Regions from separate parts of the Mus musculus genome. Here region 2 is linked to region 1. A link is a contact called in ENCODE Hi-C or POLR2A ChIA-PET data. All regions are on one chromosome and are shown on one strand. The core of a region is the stretch at or near the end of the contact, and the rest is flanking DNA. Distances in the headings are between cores, read along the strand shown.

Region 1 (6,009 bases), core at 15-2,514:
TTTCTCTTCTTGCTCTTGGCCTCTAATTTTGTTAGAAGAAACCATCTAATTCCAAGCGTCTTTAGACTCAGGGTGTCTGTGATCTAGAATTGGAGAATGGGTACTTCTTTGTGAATGGGAAAGAACTGCAATGTCCAGAATTTCTGAAGTCTTAGTGTAGTGAACCAATATGAAGGGAACCTGAGGAATTTGAATGCAGCATTTCCACAGGTATGACAGTGTATGAGTTTGGGGACCTTTTTGTGTGAATGGAGATAAAGGCTTGGGGTCATAGGTATATCCCCCATGTTTTCCCTCCTCCCTGTCTTTCTCCTAGTGGCACATGAATTCTGAGCTTCAAAGACCTTCCAGAATGATAGTTACACTCCTAACCATATGTTTTTGGTGTTCAACAAGTCTCAGGACTGCACAACTTATGCCATTTAGTAATTCATATTGCTCCTTTTTGAGATATTTCACTGGGTAAAGAAAAGGGAAGCTACTGTGCTTCCTCTCTAGTTAGAAGCTCATCATGTATGCTTCTTTGGAATCAGTCCATAGCTGTGCTTCAGTGACCTGGAGTATGAGGTGGATAATAAACTCCAAATGGTTTTCTACTGTTTTTGTTGGTGGTGGTGGTGTGTGTATGTGTGTATGTGCACACATGTGTGTACACTATGTGTGTATATGTGTACATATGTGTATATAGATGTGTGTGTATGTGTGCATGTTGTTAGGAACACAAGCTTAAAATGTTTCACCAAGTTTCTGTGCATATTGAATCAAGTTGTTCTGAATTTCCATGTTCTCAGGGTCAGCCTGGGTTCATCCATTAATACAAGGAACACAAATATATTCTCAGTGCCATCACTGACTTGATATTGAAAGAATGAAACCCCTACAGACACAGGACCTACCCAAAAGATAGCACTCCCCCACATCACCACATCTCCTTCCTGGACTCATTTGCAATTTGCAGCTTGCTCAGGAATTGCACCGCCAGTCCCTGAGGCTCTGGACATCTGTTTCCTTACCACTCATTTCATGTTCCTTTTCATTTCCCCAAGCTCCTTCTTGCAAAGCATCCGCCTTGACACCAGGGAGCAGAGTCGAATGTGGTTATTTTTAATTCTTGCACAGCTCTGTGCAAACTTCTTTAAATTGGGACAAATATTTAATTTTTTTTCAGAGATTCACCAGAGACTTATTACATAGCCTAAAAAGAGCATCTGTGTAGAAAAAAAACATGATGTGGTATGTTTGTGTCTCTTATGAATCCAGGAGAATGAGTCAGTACCGCAAAACCGTTAATGAAAGCAGTGGCTCATTAGAAAGTGGTTACTCTAGACTGGAGTGTCTGGGAGATAATTTTGGCTCTTGCCCGTTGGTTTGCAATGCTTTGTTTTAGATAGGAGCTCGGCTCTATGAGAATAAAATAGTCAAAGACATTTGGTAATGGAGAAAATGGTCCAAGTTCAGGTAATGGTTTCTCAGCTATTTTAATGGGAGTCCTAACCTGCCTGTTGTTGTTTTGTTTTGTTATGGTAACGAAAGAGATCCTGAAGGACTGGCCTTACTTTCCAACTGGATTTGGAAGACAGATAGATGCCCTGTATTTACTGCAGTTGGTGCTACATTTAAACTGTTTGTAACTAGCTAGCAAGCAAGAAGACAGGGAAACTAAGGCACAAAATAATATGGACAACGATCTGTCCATACACTGAGTGACCGGCACCCTAAGAAACAGGTCCAAGCTACTTGACTCATCACCTGGAGCACCCAATCTCACTAATGTGGAGTGGACTAGGAAAGGGACACACCTGGGTTCAAATCCCAGCTGTCACTTGGATATAAGGTGGCCTTAGTAAAGGACTTCCCTGAGCTTCTGTATTCTTCTAGGTAAAAGTATGGTAATAAAACCCATCTCAGACAGGTGCTGTGAGGCTAATAAAGCGATATCCCATTAATTCCATGTGTGGAGTGGATCTGAGAGCTTAATAAATGATTGGCATTTATCATCATATCTCCTCCATCAGTTACTTTTCTTAATGGTTTCCACTGTAAAATAAACACCCAAAGAAACCCTGAGCATTGCTATTGGAGTGGCTTAACAGTACTACATATATGAATGACAAAGGCAGAGCACTGGCATAGGGCAAGAACCTGGCTGCTAAGCATGGGACCAAGACTCAGCCACACTAAATGCACTGAGAAACCTGACCAATGCAGATGCGGATGCTCAAAGACATCCATCAGACTGAATGAACATGGGGACCCCAATGGAAGAGTTAGGGGAAGGACTGAAGAAGCTGAAGGGTATTTCAGCCCCATAGGAGGAACAACAATATGAACCAACCAGTATCCCCCCCCCCCAAGAGCTCCCAGGGACTAAACCACCAACCAAAGATTTCACATGGACGGACCCGTGGCTCCAGCTGCATATGCAGCAGAGGATGGCCTTGTTGGGCATCAATGGGAGGAGAGGCTGTTGGTCCTGTGGAGGTTTGATGCCCCAGCATAGGGAGATGCTGGAGCAGTGAGGGGAAGTGGGTAGGGGAGCATCCTCATAGAGGCAGGGGCAATGGGGGATGGGATAGGGGGTTTGCAGAGAGGAAACAGGGAAGGGGGGACAACAATTGAAGTGTAACTAAAAAAATAACCAATAATAAAAAATAATAATTAAATCAGTCTTTCCTCGGTCCCCCATTCCCTCTTTCTTTCTCTATCTTCACACATCCTCCTCCCTCCTTTGCCTTCTGAGTGCTTTCCATTTTAAAGTTAAAACCTGGTTCCGGTCATTACTTATTGCTCATGTCAGATTATGGAATTTAATTGTTCTTTTTTTATATCATGCATTACTTTCATATGTAGCATTCACATTTTTACTTTTTAAAAACCTTTCTTCAGCTTCTCCTCTTCATTTCCTATGAACCTGTAAAATAAGTGTGTCTTCTACTGATGAGGTCAAGGCTTTGGGACAGTCATATCCTAGAGAGGTATTTGTCGCCATTTTCTGACATATTAATTTTCTTAGCAATCTATGCTCTGAGATTTCAACTTATATTTATTAAGCCCAATAGATGTCACATTCTTAAACAACATCTCCTTGGCAATCCTCTCATGGGACAAAGGAGAAGAAACACTTCTCCCCATGGCCAGGAAGTTTTAGATTATTCTCTAACCCCAGGGAGCTATGTTGAGCTCGTCAGTAGAGGACTGGAGATGCCCATAAGGGTGAACACACATAGTTCACATCCTCTCTCGGAATGCATTCACATCCTCTGTTCTCGAATGCATTGTCTTCTTGGCTATTGGAGAATATATTAGGCATGCTCTAGAATTTATACCCAGGGACTGAGGGTCTGGCTCTGTGGTTAGAAACCAATTTCTATGCAAGCAGGAGGTTTAAAACCAGGCTGAGTTGGATGTGTCTATAATCCCAGAGTTGTGGATCAGAAACAGGCAGACCTCAGAGCCTTGGTGGCTTACCAGCAGAGTTGAAAGGAAAGCTTCGAGTTTAGTGAGATACTGTCTCTCTGCCTGTACATAGAGGACTGTCTTTCTCATATCTTCCTCTGGCCTCTATAGAAATATATGCCAATACACTCACACATATGTACCAAACATACATTTACCAAACAGACCACATGACACAGGGAAGTTATATACAACAAGAGTGCAAAGGGCTTTGTTTTTTTGTTTATTTTTTATGTTTGAAATAAATATAGTTTACTAGTAAGGATAAGCAATAAGCCAAATGAAATGTTGGGGATTGGATCTGGTGCTGCTTTGTATTCAGATGCAAAATTCTGTATCCCAAGATCTGGCTGCCCCAAGACATGCGACCCCCCCCCTCCTCCCACACACACACACGAGCTTTTGTTGTGCAAACCTTGCTCCACAATTTGAAACTATTAGTTAAATAAAGGCAGCTATGGCCAATTACTGGAGGGAATAGAGGTAGGTGGGGTGTGCAGGTAGGGACCACGAGTGGAAAAGAGGAGGAAGAAGGAGAAGAAAGAAGACAGAAGAGAAGAGGAGGTCTCCATTAGATATATTAGACCGGGAACAGGTGACCGAGTGAAATGTTCCACGTCCCCCAAGACAGATGGCTGGAGCGGTAATAACCTGGGAAGACCCAAAGCAAGTGTCTGGGAAGCAGAGTTGGGGAAGTAGCTAGTCTAGCCATTAGAAAAAGAGGCCAGGGTAATTTACCCAGTAATTGCTCTAAAGATAAATAAATAATTCATAGTCTGAGCGTCATTCTTTTGGAAACAAGGCAGGATACACATAATTCAATTTGCTTTACAATGAATGATTAAAACCAACAATGCTCTTTCTTTAAGGCTCAATGAGTTTCTCTTTTGTTGTTGCTACTGTCTAGTCCGCAGCCATTTACACTGATTTTACAATGCAGTCTTGGACTGCCTGTACTCTAAACCAACACTTGCTAAAATGTGGTGGACATGAATGCTACCTAAATTCTATGTTTTACAATGTTAGGTTCTTAAATCATCCACTGGGGCAAAGATGGCAACCTCCAGCCTCCTTCACTCACGTCTACACCCAGGGGGATATCCCCAGCAATGTGGTCGAAGTTTATTTTCCAAATCACCCCTTAGATTTTTCTTACAAGCACACAGATGACCATAACTACTTTGTCGAGTTGTCCTTCTTTTTCCCTATCTGATTGAAATATGAAAGCACCAGGTTCTAGGGGGAAAAAAGATAGAGCTACTCTTTTATTACATCGAAGTGGACTTTGAGATTGGTCTTAGCTCACATGAACACTTGCCTTTCTCCAAGTAAGTTTAAATTTGTCATCTACTGAAGCCATCTTAACAACTAGAGTAAGATGGAGGAGCTCAGATCCAAGGTCCACCACCCTTCTTTGATGATGGATGATGGAGAAGGGGCTTGTTTAAAAGGCCACTGCTGATGCAGAGACAGAGAAGCACTCACATGTAGAAGCAAGCCAATGTGTTCAGCCAACAAGATTAATGCCAACCAAGACTTTGTGCTTTGCTAGGAGTGACACAATGGAAGGCCTTGCCCCTTAAAGAAGCCTGCACGTACCTGGGACACAGAGCCTCAGTAGAGCCCGGTCATATGTATCAGTAAAATGGGACACTTTCTTCCTGAGAGTTTCTAGAAGTGAGCTTAGGCTATTTACTCCACCAGGATGGCAGTCAGCCATACTGGAGAATATTTACAGTCACAACAGTGCCTTATTGTCTCGGCATAAGAACATTTGTTTAAATATTAAACAGTGAAATCTTGCCTGGTCACTAAAGAGCTCTAGGGGGAAAAAATCCAGGACGGAAATCAGTTAATAATCTTTGACTGCCCAACTGAGTGGCTTGAATGTCATTTGTCTTAATGGCATGTCATCCACCCAGAGGAAGCCCTGTGCATCACAGTCCCAGCTTCGTTCGCACACAATGTTTACAACGCCCCCATGATACGTGCCTTGCTTCTCTGAAAACGTGCAGAGGCTGAGGAAAACCGCTCCGTTGTCTCAAGTCCTGTTCCGAACAACCTTGCAAGTCTGGATTTGTAATTGCTATTTGCCATGCAGGATAGTTCGGCCCATGAGAGATATACTGAGTAAAAGTTATTTTAGAATCAGATATAAGTCAACTCAAATGTACATGCTGGCTGGCTTTCCACTCAGCCCAGTTCCTCAATTCAATTCAATTTAAAAACACCACTGCATGCCCACAGTTAGCTTATGGCCCCTTTAACAGAGTGGGGAGGGGACTGTGAAGGCTTAGCTGATACACATGCCATGAGAGGGGGTTATACTGTAAGTACTACAGTATTCTCTCCCTTAACTTCCATCTGAGAGACCTTTCCCAGTGTGACTACGATCATGTAGCTCAATGACATACTCTCAAGGATTTTCATGTAACTTCTCTCAAACACAGTGCTAAGGAAGAATGGTTGTCAGGCCACGTTTTACCGAGAATTCTGATTTGATTGGTTGATGAAGAGTCAGTGAATGCTTAAACCTCTTTCAACAAGAGCAGT
Region 2 (6,638 bases), core at 2,950-5,449, 39 kb before region 1:
GGGGATGGGAAGAAAAAGGAGGAATATAAAAATATTGTTTCAGAGAAGTCTGACTTTGTGCATAAATTGAAGAATACATTTAATATTTCCTTGTAGAGACATCTGAAGAAGTTATTCCAGGTCGTCTCAACTTAAGGAGCACGAGGAATGGCCATCATGCTGTGGGTGAAGGGTGATGAAAACTTCCCTTGGTGAATGTGTAAAGGATAAAGACGAGGAAGAGGCATTTAGAAAAAATAGATGAGTACAGATCTTAAATGATTCACTGTGTTGCAATGAGAATTTTCATAAGGATTTGGATTTTATCCTCAAGGCAATGGGGAGCATTCAAGTGTTTTAAGAAGGGCAGCAGGGAGATAAGATTTATCACCTAGAAAGATCACTCTGGCACGGCTTGGAAGAAGGGCTGGAGGCTCGCCAAAAGAGAGAGAAAGGCATGAGGAAGCCTCAATTTGCCACCAGGTGGGAGGGAATGGGACTGTAGCTATGTTGGATGTCGAGAGAAGGATAGAAGTGGCAGACACACAGAAGAAAGACCAAACAAAAATTGCTGTTTGCTGGCACTAAGAAATAAGAGAAGACAAACTTTAACACAAGTAAAATCACTTGAGCAAAGGAATGGAGGAGGAGGTCTGACCTGGGTATCACAATGTTTAAGGCAGAGAAAGTCCAGAGAAGACATCTAGAAGAGAAAGACTAATAAAGAGTTGATATATAGAGATGAGACTATTTGAAGGTGAGAAATGTTTCATTAACATCACATGGGGTAGGGAGCACGAGGAGGCTGAGGACTGAGGGGGAGTTTATTGATTCATCATGGACTAGATGATAAAAACCGATCTTAGGACAAGCAAGGGGAAGATAGCATATTATTTTAATGAAAGGGTGTGTGCGTATGTATGCATGCCTGTGTATATGTCTGTCTGTGTGTGCATGTGTGAGCATGTGTGGCCGCATGTGGAGGTGATTGGGTATGTGTGTGAGTGTGTACATGTATTTGATCTTCCAAATGGAGAAGAGCTAAGCTTTCACACTAAATCCAGTGAGCAGAGGTCTTCACACTAAATCTGATCGATATGCAAAAGAGGATGGAGATAAAGACCATAAGTTTTGAGTGAGGTTGGAAGGGTCTGGATATGTGTGGTTGAAGAGAGGAGGGGCGAAGGCCCTCTCCTGGGAGCCAAGAAGTGAGGTGGGGAAGACAGCAATAAACTGAATATTTCCATGCCTCTTTCTTCTGAGGAATACAAAGTAGTTTGTCTCTGGTCGGTGAGTAGCTGCAGGGTGGTGTTGAATGGTTCAAAGATCAAACTGTGGTGTTTGTCACTCTGGAGAACTGCAGGGACCGTGTGGGGGTCCATTTGAGTTGGAAATCATTAATGGCCATGTGTTGCCCCAGGCTACGGCATCTCTTGTGAGTCCTTGCTTATTCTTCAAAGTTCATTTTGGCCACGTTTTATTGGACTCTGCAATCTGTGATAGAAGCTATCCCAATATTTTACCAATGTTTTGAATCTCTAGACTTGAATGGTTAGAGTATATAACATACTTGATAAATGCTTGTCCCAGGGATGGAATACCATAATCTAATTTCTAGAGGAAATCCAAGGCTAATTTAAGTAAAAAAATTAAGCCACTGAAATTAGTTTCCCCTTCTTTTGTATATTCTTTTCAACCTGGTTTCTGCCTCTGGCCATCTTTGCTATCTATTTTTACTATCTTTCTCCCATGTCTACCAGCAATTGCCTCCATCTTTGAAACAGTCATTTTACCTGGTACGGTGATACACAGCTAAAATCTTAGGTCTTGAGTTCAAGGCCAGCCTGTGCCTCTCTAGTGAACCCTAAGCTAGCCAGGGCTCCATACTGAGACTCTGCTTTAAAAAGAGTCAAAGAGTTGTCTTTGCTCTCAGCTAGGCTGTCATTTCCTACCGGAGCATGGCCCCCATCACCAATCTAATGGCCACAGCACTTACAGCATCTCTGTTAATCCCTTCATCTAGCTTCTCAAGGAGAAAGCCAGATTTTCCTTCCTGGGAATCAGCTGACTTTGCCCACTATTTGGGAAGGAAATGAGGCCTTGGCATGCTTCTTTAGTACATACCAAGTACATACATGCATTTGATGGGCATCCATGGTGCAAGGCACAAATTACATACTTCTTTTCCTGACTGCACAGTAAACCTCCACTTTGTGGCAGAGCCTTTGTTTCTTATCCCTACTGGAGCTGGTGTTGACAGGAGAGATTCGTGAGGATTCTCTACAGTTCTGTTACATTTATTATCATCAGCACTGAGCCAATATTCCTTTGCTTTTAAATACCCATGGGAAGTCTAACACCCAGTGATGACATTCTGCCTTTGTGGGCTTATACCAACAGGATGAGAGGAACCACCTACCCAGAACAAAGACATCTTAAATCAAGAGCAAAGCTAAGGCAACAGTGGAATTTCTAGGGGCCACCAGAGTAGGTTTCTTTCTGCCTATGCTTAGGTTCAGCAAGTCATTCTGCAGGGCTCGTCCCTGGATATGCTGCAACGTTATTGAATAACGCTGGGTGGTTCTTCTAGCATTTGGAAAGGTGACCATCTCAGAACCAGAGAGTTAATTTTTCCTTAGAAGCCAAGTCATTCTTTTTCTGTTGTTCATGAATAAACTAAATGACATCCTTTGAAACATTTTTTAAAAAAGATTTATTTTTGTCATATGTATGTGACTACACTGGAGCTGGTGTTGACAGGAGAGATTCATGAGGATTCATGAGCTGTCTTTGGACACACCAGAAGGGGGCATCGGATCCCTTTCCAGATGGTTGTGAGCCACCATGTGGTTGCTGGGAATTGAACTCAGGACCTCTGGAAGAGCAGTCAGTGCTCTTAACCACTGAGCCATCTCTCCAGCCCAAATGACGTCCTTTGGCATACTTAGGAGTTCCTGGTGCCAAAACAGAGAACGTTCATTCTATCTATCCTTCTAAGTCAATTTTTTTTTCAAATACCTTTATCTTGGTGAGTCCACCATTTATCTTTTAGGAAATCTATGGGAACTGGCAAGTACCCAGGCTGGGTGTGCTTGAAGGATGCTGAAACCTGCTCACTTGAAGCTTCCTTCCCTAAGACCTTCCCACCCAGATCCATCTTTCCCTTTGTCGGATCCACAGAGATGGTACAGCTGGTTTTTAATCTGATCTTACCCAGGGCTATTCACCCACCAATAAAAGTGAACAGCCACCCTCCCCTATACCACCTGTTCTTCGGTTGTTAGAGGGTCCTTTGCTTCTTTTGCTTCTGTTTAAGTTTTTCTTTTCTCTCTTTCCCTCACAAACCAGTATCCATCAGAAGGCTATGCCCAAATTAAGATTTTGAAGAAAAGAAAGGAGGAGAAGGAAGAGGAAAAGGAGGAGGGGGGAGAGGAGGAGGAGGAGGGAGGAGGGGGAGGGGGAGGAAGAGGAGGGAGGAGGAGGGAGGAGGAAGAGGAGGGGGAGGAGGAAGGAGGAGGGAGGAGGAAGAGGAGGAGGGGGAGGAGGAGGAGGAGGAGGAGGAGGAGGAGGAGGAGGAGGAGGAGGAGGAGGAGGAGGAGGAGGCTGCAGCAGCTCCAGCAGCCGCTCAGGAGCACAGGCTCCATATCCTATGGTCTTGTGTTTAGGATAAGGTTTTAAGAAACAATGATTTCTGAGCTGAAACCACGTGTAGAAGAAACAACCTCAGGAGAATTTTGTGAAAATTGCAACATGCTTGGGATGATTGGGCTTTAACTTTGTGTGATCATCAGTCCTAAAAATAGTTTATTTTCTCTTGCTAATACCGTTAGAGAACGCTGATAAAGTCAGCTGAGAGGGTCGAAAGAGGGAAGCTCATAAATCACAGCATTCCACTAATTCAAAAAGCCACAAACTCGCATATTGGGAAATAGCAAAAATTACAGGCCACAAATTCAGTGGTATGAAAGGATAGGAAGTTTCTTACGGAAATCTGCCTGGTCTCTACCTAAATCAACTCTGTAAAATACTAGTTCGCATATACCATAAATTCATCTAGTGTGAAAAAAAAGAAAAGAAAGGCGAGGGAAAGCCCAGGCTTGTTCTCCAGAGTCAAAGCAGCAGGGCTGGAGACTGCCTCTGTACAGAAATGTCTGTCAAGACTGGCTGTGGAATTTGAAGCCTGAAGGAGAAGCGCAAGCATCTGTAGTTCCAGCGCCCCCTACTGGCGATAGGAGGTGGCGACAGGAGAATCCACAGAAGCTCACAGCCAACTAGCTGCATGAAGAGAACCCAAGTCAAACAAGGTGGAAAGTTGATATCAGACACCCAGAAGCTGTCCTCTGACCTACACATGAACACTCGCGCACACTCACACGTACCACTCACGCAAAAAAGTTTAACAGTAACAATGATAATGATAATGGCCCACCAAAAATCTACCCATAGAACTTTGCTCCAAGCGAGAGACTGGGGCGGGGCTTCCTCCGCTTAGGGATGCCTAAGAGGACTAGGAGCCTCCTGCCCCAGATTTGTGATGCTCTCAGTCTTGGTCTGATAAGGTGTCTGCAGTGGGTAGTGGTTAATGCAGAGGCCTTAAGTGTCAGAGTGCTGAGTGTAAATGGATATCAGTGCTTAGCCACGGATTGACCATCTCTATGGCTCTTCACCTCTGCCCACCAAGGCAGAGACAGAATGGAAGTTGGGGGTGAGAGAGCCAAACCGTGGGGAAGAGTGCTGTCTGTGGACATGTGTTTCTGATGCACAGGCAAACTCACAGGAGCTAAAGATACTACATAAGACCTATCCAGGACCAAGCCAGTTCCATCTTGGATAGGGGAGAAAGTACTGAGACCCCACCCCTAGCTGAGAAACGTTTGTCCAGAGCATCTCAGCAAATACTCTGTTTCTTCAGGCTGAGGTAAAAGGCGGAGACTACACTTTCAAACTATTTCTTCTAAAGGCATATGTTTAAAAGCCTGAACTCTGAAAAGCATAGAGGCATTCCACCTTGCTTCTGATGCCTGCTCCTTTGGGGTCCTCAGAGAGCACTGCATTTTAGCACCTAGAAAGAACTTCAAATAGAGTAAAAATATAATACAAGAAAAAGTATTGTTAAAAGTGTGATGTATCCAAGAGAGCCAATAAAACATTTACACGTGGTGGTTTACAAAACAGCAATTAAAAAATAGAGTATTGCCAGCGTTTTTGAAATCACCCTTCGTTCCTGTAAAGCTCAGCAGTGCAGTCCATCCTCTGCATCATTAGAGCCAGCTACTGTCTTTAATTTCCTGTGCAGTTTCTACTCTGAACCAGTTTTACTTTACAGGTTCACTCACCCCCTATCCTGTGTGTGTGTGTGTGTGTGTGTGTGTGTGTGTGTGTGTGTGTGTTTGTGAGAAAGAGAGATAGAGAGAGACAGAGAGACAGAGAGACAGAGAGACAGAGAGAGACAGAGACAGACAAAGAGACAGAGAGACAGAGTAAGACAGAGGGGGGGGGGACAAGCAAGCTGCTTTGGGGAGTCAGCTGACACTTTCATGTAATAAGTAGAGAGAGCTGTCATTCTTTCTTGGATGAGAACAGGCTGTTCTTTTAGGGGGAAAAACACCTAATAAACTATGATGTGTTTTTCAAATATTTAACCAGGGAGAACATCAACACGTGTATAAGGGAAGACATTTAGGAGGAAACCCAGCGCTAGAATTCCACTCCTCGCCCCTTTGTGCCCCACTTCCTCCTATTTTGTGGTCAACACTCTATTATGCAGAGCCTCCTTGAACCACTAATGTTCTAAGGAAGTGCTGAGTGACGTGGGGTTTCCCACACAGGGCAGTCCTGCCAGCCAGGAGGTTTTGGTGGGAGAGGCATCTTGACAAAGCTGTTGTCCCTCAAAACCCTGTCCCTTTACACCATGCCCCATCTGGGGTATCCCAGGGCCCTTGCTCACTTTCTATCCTCTTGTACATTTTCAAACAAATCCTCCCCCTGGATTAAGCTTAAGATGGGACATTTAAAATCGTTTCCTACCAAACTGTCGACAAGGCAAAGAAATAAAGGGATTTGATGGTCTCTGAAAAGGAAGCAGACAGTGAGTGCAGTTGGTTGGTGTGAATTAACTCATTTGTGTTCTATAAGGGACTTAAATGTAAGCAGGAAGAATGACAGTCAGCTGGTATCCTGCATCCCCATCACTCGGTTTTAGAAACAGAACTTCATAGACAGGATTAGTGAAACTTCATAGATTTTGATGGCTGCATGTATTGATGTCTGCTCCAGAGGTAACCAATGGCGTGTGTTTTAGGTCCTTCCGTCTCTGGCTTTCTTTTATAACACACAGATGCAGTCTAAGTCCAACTTACCTTTTGACTTGGGTGGGAATTTATATACACGAAATCCTCCTTACAGTTGTGCTTTCTAAAGCTTCTTTTCTTTTGACCCAAACTCTCCTTCAGGTGTCGCCTTATATCAACTCACCTATACACAATCTTTGGTATTATGTGGTATCCCTTTGTACAGATTAACGTCTTCCACTTCTTATAGACATCCCATTGTTCTGAGCATAAGATTACCTCAGAGAGAGTGCACAGGAGGGTTCAGATGGAAATCTGGGGGTAGATTTTTTTCCCTGTTACACATACTCAAGATTCTTAGATGATAAG

Evidence for each region. Hi-C counts contacts between places; a loop is a spot of excess contacts on that map. ChIA-PET counts read pairs that join two places held with the same protein, here RNA polymerase II (POLR2A).
Region 2: a loop to region 1 is called in a map of heart, with 2.1 times the contacts of the local background. The contact joins two enhancer-like sites. A Hi-C loop is called at or near these places in 1 of 37 maps with a recorded cell type or tissue (heart). POLR2A ChIA-PET finds 5 or more read pairs at or near these places in 1 of 5 experiments (Patski).

The regions. Positions count from the first base shown.
Region 1 is chr13:42,531,988-42,537,996 of GRCm38, reverse strand. No RefSeq gene overlaps it. Among named protein-coding and RNA genes, the nearest start is that of Gm32833, 130 kb to the right of the region's middle. Within about 2 kb of position 1,264, at least 1 of the 3 ENCODE cell types and tissues checked has a DNase peak (open chromatin) inside an H3K27ac peak, as active enhancers do.
Region 2 is chr13:42,573,459-42,580,096 of GRCm38, reverse strand. No RefSeq gene overlaps it. Among named protein-coding and RNA genes, the nearest start is that of Phactr1, 100 kb to the left of the region's middle. Within about 2 kb of position 4,199, at least 1 of the 3 ENCODE cell types and tissues checked has a DNase peak (open chromatin) inside an H3K27ac peak, as active enhancers do.